Linked DNA regions of Mus musculus: region 1 is linked to region 2. Evidence: chromatin loops called from intact Hi-C (ENCODE). Cell type or tissue: left cerebral cortex. All regions are shown on one strand.

What was found. Peaks named below come from ENCODE experiments on the same cell type or tissue, not always from the same donor. Only the 100,000 strongest peaks of a DNase experiment are listed, where the experiment ranks them.
Region 1: a loop joins it to region 2, with 2.7 times the contacts of the local background. A loop is called at or near these places in 3 of 42 quality-filtered maps.

The regions. Positions count from the first base shown.
Region 1 is chr8:102,674,168-102,682,167 of GRCm38, reverse strand. It overlaps Cdh11 (cadherin 11), which reads left to right. Exons shown (of 13, transcript NM_009866.5): 3 at 2,157-2,556. The coding sequence starts at 2,329. Among named protein-coding and RNA genes, the nearest start is that of Cdh11, 110 kb to the left of the region's middle. In left cerebral cortex, no CTCF peak of the experiment used is centred here; a DNase peak (open chromatin) is centred at 4,865.
Region 2 is chr8:102,765,668-102,773,667 of GRCm38, reverse strand. The region is part of intron 1 of Cdh11 (cadherin 11); the gene reads left to right. Among named protein-coding and RNA genes, the nearest start is that of Cdh11, 15 kb to the left of the region's middle. In left cerebral cortex, no CTCF peak of the experiment used is centred here; DNase peaks (open chromatin) are centred at 2,054 and 3,380.

The sequences.
Region 1 (8,000 bases), 92 kb after region 2:
TCCATCTTCAGTGGATCTTATGGCTTCTGGCCTTATGAGCATCTGAACTCATGTACACAAAAATAACAACAACAATGATAAGAACATCAACATCCCTTCACCAGTCACACACAGACACACATACACACACACACCCTTACATACACAGACACACACACACACAACACACACTCACAACAAACACATACACACATAGGGAGAGAGAGAGAGAAAGAGAGAAATGTCAGTGTTAAACTATAAATGTATTTAATGTGAGGGATGAGGTTGGTGTGTGACAGCAAAGCATCTTTTACCTTTATTCCTTCATACTGCATTTTACATATTCCAATGCATCTGTAAACAACAAATACTAAGGGCTTCAATTCCCTATTTCTTGAGAAGAGACAGGAGTAATCCTATGGAGAAGTTCTATTTGGATGATAGCAGACACCTTTGTATCTGCAGCATGTCCAAATATTATCTTGGTGTAAGACCAAAGACTTGAAAAGGCTAAGTCAGACTACCAAGAGAAAAGGGATTTGCTATGTGAAAAAGAAGTCTATCAGCCCTCGTATGCCCAAGACTACTAAAGCCAAATGGCTAAGTAACTCTACTTCCTTTCTCTCTGAGTGTTTCCCTGCCCCACACCTTTTTTTTTTTTTTTTTTTTTTTTTTTTTTTGTCTTGTCATCTCCAGTTTCAAGGCACATGTGCACAATCTGGTTAGCAACAGTGACAGGCTTGCATTTTGCCTCCCTGGGAAAATAGGAGGAATCTAGGTTCTCACTCTGTGTTTACCCATGTGTAATGGGTTAATAGAGAATGCATGTGTTTTTGAGAACACCTGGACTCTGGATACCACCAAGAAGAAGCAGATACTTCTAAACAAGGAACGATGAATTTTAAGTGGGGGGAGTAATCAAAGAATATTATATAAGGGGAAATTTATTTCCTGTACTAGAACCCTGAAATTCAAGAAGTCTGGGAGCTAGAGGGACTCTAGGTCAGAGAAACACAAGGAATTTGGGAAGGCAAACTGCCAATGGCTCCATCTTACTGCTAATGAGTAGGAGTGTGCTGGTTGGGTTTGAAGAAGCAATAATATGCTGCCTACAACAGGTTTACTGTTCAATTTTTCTTCTTGTAATTGGGGTGAAACTGGAAAGCATCCTATGAAAAGCTGTCCAGCAAGATAGGATGCTGAGCTGGTGAGGGAGACGTCAGACCATAAAAGAACAAATTGATGCTGTAGCTGTAATTGACTTCAATAGCATTAATAGATCCTCCAGTGAGTCAATGGGAATTTGACCTATTAGTTGACACTGTAGTGTTAATTGATCAGCATAATTTAATTAATTGATTCACAAAACTCAATGAAGACTTGACCTTTTAGAATTTTTTCTCTATAAATACAGCACCTTGCTAGGTTGGGCTGTGCTGGAATTCACTATGAAAGTCAGATTAGATCAAAGTAGCCTCTGACTTCATAAAATTGCTGTGATCCTTCTGTGCCTGTCTCCCACACACATACCTTAGTCATTCATTTCTTCATTGATTATTTCATTCCCATCATCATTTCCTGAGGTCTGCCTTGTCTTTCCTTCCATCTCACAGTCTATGACATAAGATTCCTCTTATTTTCCATTTGTGCTTAAGTCTTGGTTTATGCTGTGGTTAGCCAACTGTAATGGTTATGGAATTCTGGTACTTTTTTTTTCCTCATGATATCCTATCTTCTCCATTCTTAACATAGAAGCTTTTGCTTTAGTATTCAATTCAGGCACCATATTCTTTAAGCATCCTCTCTTTACTGTGCTGGCCTCTGGCATCCTTACTGTGGATGCTGTGTTATGCTCCTAGGCTTACTTCCCTAGTTTCTCTAAGCCATGAACATAGCCAAGCACACATATAATCAATGAATAATAGAGAGTTTCTGGGTTCTAGACATTGTGTTAGTGGCCTTATATTCCCTTTTCTCTTGATCATTGCAGCAACCTTTCAATGAATATTATTCTTATCTACATTTTGAAATGAGCAAGCTGGGTTCAGAGAAAGCTGTCAGCTTTCCCAAAGCTGACAAGTGGTAAACTGATATTCAAACCAACATGTTTGCTAAATGGAAACGAAACAATAGGTGGATGGAGGCTGCAACTAATCTCATTCTCTCTCTCCTTGCAGAAGCTGACTGCGGAGGTGACCAACCCTGGCGTGATGTCCTCAGTGAGTGAAGATATTCCATTCCAGAGGAGGTCTACTTGACACATCTGGGAGGCCGCCATCCGAAAGAAAGCCACTCTGTTGGTGTAGGGAGTGACAGCTGCATTCTCCTGTGCCTACTGCATAACCAAAAATGAAGGAGAACTACTGTTTACAAGCTGCCCTGGTGTGCCTGAGCATGCTATACCACAGCCAGGCGTTTGCTCTGGAGCGACGAAGCCACCTGCATCCCTCTTTCCATGGACACCATGAGAAGGGCAAGGAGGGGCAGGTGCTGCAACGCTCCAAGAGAGGCTGGGTCTGGAACCAATTCTTTGTGATAGAAGAGTACACCGGGCCTGACCCTGTGCTGGTGGGCAGGGTAAGGCTGCTTATATTTGATGTTGATATGTCTATATGTGCTCATTATCAGTGCAGAAGGACATGACCAGGTCAGAACAACACAAAACAAACAAATGAACAAACAAACAAACCAACAAAAAACAAGACAAAACAACGGTAGGCAAACTAATGAATAGACGAAAGCAAGGTAAGTACATCTAAAACAATGAAGCAGAAAAAGAGAACAAGAATGATCTACTATCATTGAAAAGAGAATCATATTATGTATATACGCATCCAGTCTTCTCCTCCTCATTCATGGACCAAACCACACTGAGAATGCTTCTAATGTTCACTTATTATAGGATAAGGACTCCATTTTGACTTTGAATTTCTTTGGAGTCTATTAAAAGAAATACTGCCTTAATTTATTGAACCATTCTTCAACTGGAGGAATTTCTCGGACTATATACTAACCTCAACTTGCCTGTTCCCACTTTTATATTCCCGTGTCTCACCAATCCCTTTCATCCTACGTTGCTGTTTTACATGTCTGCCTCTGTCACTTCATTTCCTTTTACTTTGTATGAGGAATTAGATTAGCCTCGAATCCTTATGTCTTGGCACTAATACCAAGTCCAATGGAATGAGTAACTATGTGTTTTTAGGATAGGAATGATATTATCCATTTTGTCTTTAGGTATGTTTTTGCTGTATTTCCACTTCTAAGATTATGCACTGGTTATTCAACTCCATTGGAAATATAAATGTAGAGAGGGCAAAACACATTTGGCAAAGTGACTTCTTACTACTTATTATGATAAAACACGAGACAGTCTCTTAGGTAATATTGACACTGGTTCACAGGAGATCGTTATTTTAATATGTACAAATTGAAGCTCTATTATATCGAAGTGGTAGACAGACAATAAATCAGGTTGAAGCATTACCTGACCCCAAACAAGCAAGAAAAAGAGGCAGCCACTGCCACTCAGTCATTTAAGAAAGAAGAAAAAAATATAATGAGGAGGGTAATGAAATTCAATTTATGTTCTTAACCCTAATGAAAAATAGAGGCAAGTATCTAATAACCCTGACATTCAAGTTAAACAGAACTGATTTGATATAGAGAAATGCAAGGCCAGATGATAGAGATATCTACTTTTGAACCCAAAGGATGCCAACAAGTTATCTTGGTTGGTTTTTTTTTTTCTCTTTTTGATATGAAACAGCAGTCCACTTTTTATATCTTTTTTTTTTTTTTTTTTTTTTTTTGGTTTTTCGAGATAGGGTTTCTCTGTATAGCCCTGGCTGTCCTGGAACTCACTTTGTAGACCAGGCTGGCCTGGAACTCAGAAATCTGCCTGCCTCTGCCTCCCAAGTGCTGGGATTAAAGGCGTGTGCCACCACCGCCCGACATATCATTTATTTTTATGATTTTTTTTGTTTGTTTTTTCGAGACAGGGTTTCTCTGTGTAGCCCTGGCTGTCCTGGAACTTACTCTGTAGACCAGGCTGGCCTCGAACTCAGAAATCCGCCTGCCTCTGCCTCCCAAGTGCTGGGATTAAAGGCGTGTGCCACCACTGCCCGGCAACAAATGTTCATGATAATCTCAACCTATTTTAGAGCTGGAAATACATTTTTTAGAAATAATGCTCTAAATAATTTCACTCATATATACATACAGTGAAAAAGATGTAGAAGTAGTCTTGATAACATGGAAGTAGGAGAAAATAATTGACCAGCACAATCCTGTAACCGAAGAGCTGTGCTGTGTCCACAGAAAGGAAGGGGAAAAAGACAGCCCCAGTAAAGCAGGGCAATTTAGCTCAAGCAATGTGTAGAGCTGGGTATTAAATTGCTCTGAGAAAATGACCCTCTGCTTTGTCACTGTCTCAGTGGGGGACAGAGTGTGTTTAGGCTTGGTGGTGGCAGGGGGGAGAGGGCTTAGTGAGTCAGACGACTTTGTGTCTCTCTGGATATAACAAATGTCATATGATGCACTCGGGAGAAGACGAGGAATAGAGAGAGGAAGGGGAAATCTGGCATCATCCCATGTATGACCTTGAAAAGTAAGGTTTGTGAAAGGACTCTTAGTTGGATGCTGTGTGTTTGTGTGCGTGCACGTGCCTCTGCATGTGTGTGTGTGTGTGTGTGTGTGTGTGTGTGTGTGTGTGTGTGTGTGCCTCTACATGTGTATGTGTGCCTCTGCATATGTGTGTGTGTCCATATGTGCCTGCTTAGATCTGGCAAAATCTTCCTTCTGAAATGGTGCTAAGATGATTCCTGCTTAAGTAGGAGGAATAGTTGGCTTGCTCGCTAACAGTCTTTGAATGGTGACATTCAAGGTTGAATGCTTGAAAATTCCCTAAAAAGGTAGAATTTGGCAAAGCACAAAAGACTTACAGTTTGCATGTAGGAAATTCAGCCTGTGTCATGCTGTGCTGTGCAAAGAGAGAAGCAATCAGTCTTTGGAGTCAGGAACTGGCTGTGCATGTCTCAGCAACTGGCCCCTTGATAGCACTTGCTGTGTTCCCAAACTGCTTTCGTGTAGAACCTAATAAATAGTATTGTCAGTACAGTAGATCATCTTTGTGACAGAGGAAAACTAGGGAAGACATATCCAACTCTTAAACCTTGGAGGGAGGAGAAACAAAGTGGAAATGGGATAAGCCGGATGCTTGGTAAAAATTTCAGCTCCATGGCTAGTTATAAAATGCCTCTTTTTGTTTGTTTGTTTGTTTGTTTTTTGTTTTTGTTTTGTTTTTTTTTTGTTGTTGTTCTTTTGCTTTTTTGTTTTTTTGAGACAGGGTTTCTCTGTATGGCTTTGACTGTCCTGGAACTCACTCTGTAGACCAGGCTTGCCTTGAACTCAGAAATCTGCCTGCCTCTATGAAATGCCTCTTTATGTTTTCATGTGTAATGCATGAAGATCTTTAGAAACTTTCAGTACCTTGACATTTTATATTTACATCTTCATTTATTTTTTAATAAAAATTAGCATTTATTTTTATTAGATATTTTCTTCATTTACATTTCAAATGCCATCCAAAACATCCCCTATACCCTCCCCCCGCCCTGCTCTCCAACTTACCCACTCCTGCTTCTTGGCCCTAGCACCTTTTGAGGCTATGCCATTGCCTGGCAAACACAGAAGTGGATGCTCACAGTCATCTATTGGATAGAACACAGGGCCCCAAATGAAGGAGCTAGAAAAAGTACCCAAGGAGCTAAAGGGGTCTGCAAACCTATAGTTGGAACAATAACATGAACTAACAAGTAACCCACAGAGCTTGTGTCTCTAGTTGCATATGTAGCAGAGGATGTCCTAGTAGGCCATCAGTGGAAGGAGAGGGAGGAGAGGTCCTTACTTAGTCTTGCAAAGATTATATGCCCCAGTACATTTTTTTAAATGATATATTTATTTATTATATGTAAGTACACTGTAGCTGTCTTCAGACACACCAGAATGGGGAGTCAGATCTCATTACAGGTGGCAGCAAACCATCATGTGGTTGCTGGGAATTGAACTCAGGACAGTCAGAAGAGCAGTCAGTGCTCTTACCTACTAAGCCATCTCGCCAGCCCCTGGGACTTAACCTCTAGCATTTGATACCCATGGAGCACAGGGTAAAGAAGAACACCACAATCCTAGGCCGGATAGGAGAGGGGAACACAGGCCTTGAAGGAAACAACATGAACATTGTGGATACTCTATTAGTCCACTGAAATTCATCAAGTAACTTCATATTTCCCTCCACAAATGGCCAAACTCTTAAGAATTACATCAGTCATATTGCATTAAAATGGTGGATTATATTTTCTTACCTTTCAGAAGCAGAAGTTTTCCTACTGTCCCTGCCAGAGAAGCCCTGGGATTCAGAACCAAAATGGTTGTAGATTATGCCTATGTGTCCATGTTGGAGCTGAAATTGTTGGTGTTTCACCAAAACTCTACAAATAATTAAACATATTTAGGAAATTTAAATGATAGCACCATTTTAAAAAGTAATATATTCAGTTTTTCTTTGTGAACCTCGAGCAAACTGTGTAGGCCTTGGTTTTATAATAACGATAAAAAATTTACTAACAGTAATAAAATGATATTTATAAATTATTAAAGTCATTAATATTAAATAAAAATTAGTTACAATCTTTATTGTAGTAAATGAGTGGATATAACTTTTTCTTTACTGTTTATTTTATTTTTCTGAATTTCTATACACAACAGGTTTAATCAATTAGTATTTTTAAAATCTTCTAGCTAATTTTCAATACTATAAGGCAATGAAAATAACTCATATAATAGCATTCACATATTAAAATATATAAATTAGTTCAAACCACGTAACAATTTCATATAACAATTAAAGTAACATTAATATAAAAGAGGTTAAGGACCTCAGAAATCATGAGGACAGAAAGTGAGTGCATAGGCTTTATTGCTGCAGGAAAATCAATGAAGTCTTTGATGGGCGTGGGCTCTGAAACACAGAGCAGAATTCGGGCAGAGCTGCTGGTCGAATTGGCAGCTAAAAGACTATAGTAGATTCTTGACTCCATCAATACATATTTAGGCAAAAATCATCTGTCTAAAGGCTTTCTGGAAAACATGAAAATCCCAAGGATATTGGAAGTTCTTCCAAGGGTCTGGGGACAACATGTCTATTACTTTGCCCCACTGTCCACTATGATCATAGGGTCATAGGAGATTCTTCTCCCAAGAAGATGATGGCTCCAGACATTAGACTCTGGACACTAGACAGTAGATCTAGAAAAATCTGATTAGTTGAAGGATTTGTAGTAACAGATGCCTGGACTTGTATTTGTAGTAACAAATATAAGTGTCCTTTGAAGAGGATCTCTACAAAAATTACATTAATATCACATGGTGGATAAGGAAGCCGTTTATACCTAGATGTTGATGGAGCTGGAGAAGTTACAGTTAGAGGAATCTAAATCTACAATTTACAATATACAATTTATAGCCCTGATTATGTAAAATTAAGCAAAGAGCTTTTAAGAATCTGTGGAGATAAGTTTGTATATGTATAGGCTTGAAATATTATCTCATAAAGGAGTCATAAGAAACTGGCAAAAAGGTGATTCATAGCTGAAGAAGGGATGAAATGGGAATAAACACTGAGAGAAATATGCTGCATAAATTCATGCTTATATCTTTTTGAAATATATACGTGCATTTCTTTCCAAATAACTATTATGTGCCTGTCTATATTTTGTATGTATGCATATATACAGTCAAAGAGAGAGAATAAGAGAGGAAGAACATGGACCTCAGAATTAAACATTTGCAAATCCATCAGCCTCATCATTACCTTGGGTCATAGCAGTTATCTAAGACTCCATTTCTCTATTCAGAAAATGATGATGGAAATCACTTCGTCTCATGATATGTGTGTGACTGTATGTATGTGCACACATGTGTACATAGTGTAACTTTCAACCTATGTGTTTTTATTGTGT
Region 2 (8,000 bases):
TTTTAATTATTTTTTTGCATTCCCATTTGTTTACCATGTAGTGATCTACCTTATAAGGTGGTTCTGATACAAAGTTATATTAATATATAAAAACTCTTTATGCAGTGCATGCCATGGCAATATATTATTACAATCACCTTTGCATTCCATAGTTACATGTACCTTTTAATTGGCAAACCAAATATTTTTAGACTTAATTCTGTTATAGAGACTATAACATCCCTGTCATCACTGTTAATCTCATATTTTAGGTTGTTTTAACAACATCTTTTGACAAAAATCAGACTAAAGGAAAATAAACCCAGAGATACCCAGTTGCAAACAGGGTATCATATTGAATCATACAAGACTTCAAACTGAGTGATCCAGTATGCCCGAAGAACGCCTTCTGTCTGTAACTCATTCCTCATGGTGCACATGTATAGCTTTGTTGGCTTGATCTTCTACTTGGTCACAGAATCACTTCTCAGTGTTTGGAGAATAAGCGCCTGTAAAAAGTTCCTATAAGAAGAAACTTCTTTCTACTTGCAGTCTTAAATGACCAGAAAGTGCTTTTTACTAGTTTCTGTGGTAGCCAGAGCAAAAACTCAGCCCCAGCTTCTTTGTATTCAATATATATTGTGTGTACAAACACAGAGGAATCAAGATTGAGGAAAGAAGAGGGAGAGATGGAGAAGAGGGCAGATGGGGGTTTTAGAGATGACAGGACAGCTATTGATATTATTGATGAAGGACCACTTCCATCATAAAGATAGTGATACAGCAAAGATCATGCCTCTGTAGTAGTGACCTTTCATTTATGGAAAGGATAGCTGTGGTGCCTGTATCCCCTGATTTTTATGGCAGGGTCTGGTCCATAGCTCTAATTCTCCACTCACCTGCAATTACTGGTGGTTTCTAGAACCTGTGTTCTAGTGTCCCTGCTAGAACTGAACCACCTAGAGTTTGTTTTCATTGCTTTCAACTCCACAACCCCAAATGCTTCATTTCCCCAATTTTTTTTTGGAAGGCTCTTTGAGGAATGAGCTCACTGAAATATTTAGGTGAGGGTCTTGGCTTTTGTATCCTGCTGGAAGGGTGGATAGAGTGCTGGGTATAGAATGGAACACAAAGAAATTTCCTTAAACATTAGTTTGGCTTAGGTTGACCATCAGTGTTATAGGCAGCTTCGATGTCAGGACTTTAGCAGAGCTTCTTCATATAGCTCAGTGGAAAAGGTTTTCTTTCTAGAGTTTGCCTAGAGAAGGCAGTATAACGGACTGACCTTTGTATGGCAATGTGTTTTTTGAAAAGGACAGGGAAATTATCTGGAGAAAATGATCCATAGATTTGAGCCTTGTAAGTCATTTCAAAAATCCTAAATTTTAGAATAGACAGAGATTCTGTGGCATTGATAAGCCTGTGAAAGTAGACTGTCCTCAAGATGAAGAAATAACTTGAATCACATCTCAGCTTATGTGCAGAGTGGTCTGCGTATCTCTTAGCAGCATGACAGCCTCTATTTTGGCCCTAAGTAGCTGACAGTTTCCAGTTCATGGAACTGGGTGAGTATGAATGGTATGCACACAGTACAAATGCCTTCTAGGATTTGCTTCATACTATTCCAGGATGTTTGTCCATCTGTGACTATTCTCACTCCCAACATTTCCCCCTAAAATTCATGAAGAGTAAACAGATGTTTGTCTTATGCCACCTCACTCTTCTATATATACATGGTACGTAGACACAGCTGTGCTATAAGTCATAGTTTTCATTTTCACTATTATTTTTAGAGAGCTAAACAGCACTATATAAATGAAATGTCACTCTAAGAATTATCATCTTAGAGAAAAATCACAGTTTAGCTCTTAGAGCCAGGCACACTTCCCTTCAAAGTAATGCATTGTTGATTCTTGGGTTTATTCATTGTCATTTTGACTATAAACATCTCAGAAATTCTCTAGCTTCAGTAAATCTCACTAGAATTCTTGGGAGCATTAGTCAGGACCAAAGCCAGCCAGAGATACCATATGTTTGAAGTAAAGGGTACATGAGATCACAAGGAAGCATTTCAGAAGCTCGCTCTCCATCACTTCCCTCCTCACATCATTCCCTGCATTGCAAGCCTGAGGTGTACGGGATACAGCAAAACAAGCCTTATGTTTTTTTCTTACTAGGTGTATACCTCCTGTCCCATTTCTCACAAATGGACAAAGATCATTTGTCAGCAACTTTGTGGCCAATTGCTGACAAATATTTTTCCTAATAGGCTGCCCTGAGGCTCTTTCCCTGGAGGCAGCCCAGCAGTGCAGTAAAGGCTTTGCTGATAAACAGCTCAGAGACCATGAGAAGCCAACTGACCTCAGTCTTCTCATCTGTAAAGTGGTATTTTGGGGACTGTCCAGCTCTAAAATAGTCTGGCTCTCAAATCTTTATTCAGAAATCATTTGACCTAGTGCTTGCTGACCCTCACATCTTAGGATTCTAGAGCAGGGGACACTCAAAGCAAAGTAGCAGGATGTGAATGCACAGATGTTGTTTGTCTGAACAGAGTAGATGTCCCTCGTAGTAGTGGCACCCAAGCTTGGACCCCTTTATGAAAGCGATACCTGAATATCAACTTCAAGGCTTTGGTATTATTCCTTAAATACTGGGAAGTTTTTTCTTTTTCTTTTTTCTTTTTTCTTTAAAGATATTAAACAGGGGAGTGTCAAGAGTTTTGTTAAGTAATTTCAGGACCAGAATAGACAAAAAATAATAGGAAGAAGCAAAACTCTCAGGGATAAAGTCTGCATGAGGAAAACCATGGTGTAGATGCTCCATATTGACTGAGGCACTATTGTAATAGCTAAAATGAACACACCATGCTCAGCACTTTCCACGAATTACCTCTATCCATCTTTAGTACAACCTCAATGAGGTGGAAATTGTAATTATCTCCATCTATAAAAGGTAGAAAGTAAGATGAGGGGTGGCCAAAACACTTTTCATAATGTTGTGTAGTTGAAAAGTGGAGAGACACTAATTTGAGCACAGAGTTTCTGTGTTTTGTTCTCTGTTTGTTACAGCCAACAGATTTAAGACGTTTCTACTGGGTGATTCGTGAAATTTACCACTGATCATTCATTGATCCTTATGAAGTTCTTGACTCAGTGCCTGGAACCAGACCTTCTATAACTTATTTTACTGGTTTTTCTTGATAGCCTTGTAATAAGAGCCTGAAATGGCATGAAGACAATTTTAGAGGATTTGAATTCAGGACTGAAATGCTCTGAAAAACTTTTCCTGTGATATTCCCACTTTCATCTAGGATTGATGTGTTCTTGGCACGATCCCCAACCCAGGGTGATTTAAAGATGACACAGCGTGTTATGTTTTCTGGGATGTGTTCACACAACTTAAATATTTTAAAAAGAAGTGTTAGACAGAAAGAAGATGTAGTTCCAAGATTCATATTCTCTTCTGAAGTTTGGGCTTCTGTCCAGCCCTCTCATGGTGAAAGGAGGATGCCACCAAGAGTGTCACATCACAGTACACATATCATACTCAGAGTTTACAGTGTGCTGTAAGAGTTGTTGAAGGAAGACATGTGCACTTAATTTTGATCCATCAGTAGTTGCTATCTACTTGTGATAGGATCCATCTGAAGGATAGAGAAGAAAGTCACATTTTAGGAGTTGTGGTAAATTTTTATAGAGATATACTCATTAATGTATTCAAATAAATAATCTAAATTGGATTTCAGGAGTACATTAAGAGGCATCAGAACTGAAATTGACATTCTAAGAAAACACTTCAAAACTAATGTAATTGCAAACACATGGCAGAGATTTGCACAAATCAACAAAGGGCACCAGATGTCTATGCTTTGTACTTTGATCGACCATAATCGTATATTCCTTGGTCTGTTCTATTTGTATACCACTGGATGTATCTCTTTACCAAGCCCTTCATTTTCAACTAACTCACTGTGTCCAATAAGCTTCCTACCTTGCCTGGATTCACATTTCCTCTTTAGAAGACTAGATTGCAAACTATGTGGAAAATATGGAAAAGAACAGCTAAGTTCTGCTTAAAATGTACACATAGACAGATGTTCTTATGCCCTGCTTGACTACACACTCTTTTCCTAATCTAGCTTGCTGGCATCATATTTTTATTTTGATAAAAACCAAACCAAAATAAAATAAAAAGCTAAATGAATGGCCGACCATTGGGCATTCAAGGATTTAATTCTCATCCCTGCGTGAAGCCTCCAAAATGTGTCACCAAGCTTGAGTACGTGAACAGTTTTTGAAACAAAGAACATTGAAGCTTTATGAGTAAGAGTGGGAACTGATTAAATATATTGGAATAGTATTAGTCTTGGAGACATGCTCATGTTTGCTTGCTGTGGAGAATATCCAAACTATCCAGGTATTTGTCGTCCGGATTTTACATTTGCACAGGAAATCATTTAGCCCACGTTAGTTTTTTTTTTAGAAGACAGTTTTCTTTTGAGGGGCTGGCACTGATTGCACCCTGTGGTGTGAACTTTCTCCTGTTGATTTGGATTCAGAGCCTAGCAATTTTGGGGGACAGTGGAGTCACCTGTATTTCTACCCCTCCTTTCAGGTCTCAGGTGGCTTTCTTACCAAGGAGCTCTGAGGGTTAACATTCACATGACCTCAAATATGAGGAAATGTGCTAGTTTAACTGTAATTTCCACATCAAATTGAACAAAAAAGTCATTTGTCATAATAATTATGTCTCCAGTGTGGGTTGCTACGGAGATTTGACTGTTGCCCTGTGAGGGCCCTTTGTGTTGTGGGGTGTACAGATGGAGATCTTCTAGTCTGCTAGCCCTCATTATGTCCTCTATGGCATTCTTAGGAACTCTTTCTGGCTGTGGGCTCATCTCAGCTGAGAGATTTCCTTAAATCTCCCTGTGTAGTTATTTCTCTCTCTTAATCCCCAGTGCCTCCTTGGCTCCTTAGAAGAGCAAACAAAATAAAACCCACCAACCTTTACAGAATCACAGAATTCTTAGGGCACTTATACTGTGCTTTTTTAAGATAAATAAACAAATGATGTGACTGGATTCTTGTGCTGTGATGGGAAATCCAAAGTAGTTTGGAAGGGAGACCTGGAAAGACAGAAGACACTATAGTTAACATCCAGGAACCAAGGCAAAGAGTTATTTATGTGTTAACTTGTAAATATCTGCTCTCTGATTTACTGATCCATATCTATGTTGCTATTAAGATATAAGAGTTTACAACATTGACTTCTGTCTCTCTTTATATTTTGAGGCCTTTCTTTTGGGCTTATCGGGCAGAATTATTTAAAGTCTATATCCCACTGTGGCAATAACAATAGCACAAACACACATCCTTCTTTGATCTTGGCTTTATGTTTTATCAGTTCATTCAGTTTTGTTACAGTATGAGAGTCTCATCTGTATATATAGAATTGATCAAAGGTTCAAGTGACAAAGGGGTTTAAATGAATTGTATTCAGTTCCCTCACTATAATCTTATCTGAGACTTCAGTGCAGGCTGCAGCTGTTGGACAGAGTTTTCTATACAATTAGAGTGAAGGCAGCACATAGCAGGTGTTCAGTGAATACTTGCCTTGGCTTTCTCTAGTTATGACAAAGTATCTGAGGGATGCATGTTACAGAGAGGGCTTTATATGGCCCAGGGTTTTGAAGGTTTCAGTTTGTAGTCACATAGTTACCAGGATGTTGGTGAGACAGAACAAGATGATTAGCACATGGTGAGCAGAACTCTTCATCTCATAGTGGCTGGGAAGCATAAAGAGTGCATAAGAAGGTTGAGGGTTAAGATAGAGACTCCAGGGAATCACTTTCTCCAGCTAGACCCCAACCTCTATGTTTCAATTACTTGCCTATAGCCCATCTAATTAGCAAACAATGAATGGAGTATGCCATTGATAAAATCCCAGGTCTCACGAGTCACTCACATCCCCAAAGCTCCTTCTCAAAATATTGATGCATTAAGGATCAGAACTGCGACATCTGAGCCTTTGGAAGCATTTCAGAGTCCAACAGTACTTGACAAATGGTTTCTGCAACTCTAAGTATAGTTAGTATGTTTTGTTCTAAGGGGAAGTGGAGATACAAATGATGTCTGTCTCTAAGCTGAGTAGTGTGGTTGGTGAGTGGCACTGTGGAATTAGTACTAAGTTCAAGTACTGCAGCACGTTTTTCTCCTCTCCAGCAGCTTCACTGGAGGTCACTAAGCTATTGCTCCACACTGTCACTTAGAGTTGGAAGAAGCTGCTTGTCACCTGTGACCCCTTTCATGCTTTACTTTCAAAAAACATTGGCATCTATAATGCTTTCTTCTCGGCGTGAATCACATTTGCATAATGCTGAGGATGTTAAGAACTCAATTTCCTCCACCAAATCCTTTGTTTTTAAGCTTTTATATGATTGCAATTGAAATTTCTGGAGAAATCTTCCACCCAGTGTTGCAAACAGAACTATAATGCTTGCATTATATTCTACTATATTAACAACTTTAGCATTCATAGTAATCACATAATTTAAAATTTTCCAGCTACCAGATTTTTAAAAGTGAAAGATAAATAATGATGTTAATTTGTACAACATTTTATCACAACACAGCACAAAACAAAAGATAAATCATGTATTTAATGTTAACCACATGATTATTTCTCTGCTGCATCTCAGACATCAGGCATGTGCTTGGAATTTATAACTCATTTCAGTTTGCAGTATACACATTTTAAATGGCCTATAGCTACATGCATTTGGTAGAAGCCGTGTAAATGGGTGCAGAACTCAGGTCTTTCAAAGAGGAATAATTTATTTATCAGTCTAAAAATACTATTGGGGAAAGAGATGCTCTGTTGAACACCTTGTCAGGTTGCTTTACTGCAGAGTCAAAGCATCCCGATACACCCACCCATATCTTTCAGATAAAAAAGCCTCAGAATTCTTAAATAAGCTTTTTATTAGTGTGCTCATCATTGTTATAGATGAGAAAGATTCAGAACTTGAATTTATGCTTCCATGCTTTGTTTCTCTGCTTGGAATTACATCTATACTACTATAACCATCCAGGAACACAGATGAAGAAAACCATTAATGTAGTAAAGCAAGAGCACTAACAGTAATCTAACAATTCGGTTAATACAGGGTAGTGATACATTGAAAACATGCTCTTATACACATCTCATATGTTGTAGTTTATTTTTCCTTCATGTGTGTTTGTGGACAAAATGAACCCCTCTCAATTTTCATCACTATTTACGAAGCAGGAAGATGAAATAACCCAATACACCTAGCTACTTCCAATGGTTAATTTGTCTAGGAAATCGGATTCTTGTGACGATCAGAGAGTATTGCTATGGAAGATGTGAACTGGTAGCAGGGAGTGCTGTAGCACATGAATCATATCCATAACTACCAATTTTTAGCTTAGAGTTCTGTCAACTGATAGATTCATGGAGATACATTGTGTCTTTTCTATTTGGTCCTGGAGATGAGGCAGGCAGATTTGGACTTTAGACCGTACTTCTCAAATATCTCAAGCATGGAAATCCAGTTAGTGGTGACTGACAGTGGAGAGCCTGCATGGAAGTTAACTGGAGTCTCAAATTTTCATGCACCTGGCTTCTTGATTTAAATCCAGGTGGATGACTTTGAAGAGGAAACAATTCAAAGTATATGTTTCAAATGACACTTCTCAGTGTACTGTGTTCATGACTTGACGCTTCATGTCTCTTCATGTCACGTTGACCAAGGTCTAAAGATGCTTACCCAATGGCATAAATAAAATTAAGACCTCGTGTTTTGTTTGAGGCAGCAGACAACAACAAGTGACTAAATATTACCCAACTGGGATAAGAATTGGTAAGGTAAGCAGAGCAGGAGGATGTGTCACCAAGTGCCTGACATTGGCAAATGAGAGTCACCATCTATATGAACCACAGGACAGAGGGGAAGGCAGCTGCATCTCTTCACCACTACTGGGGCATAGCAGATGCTGAGT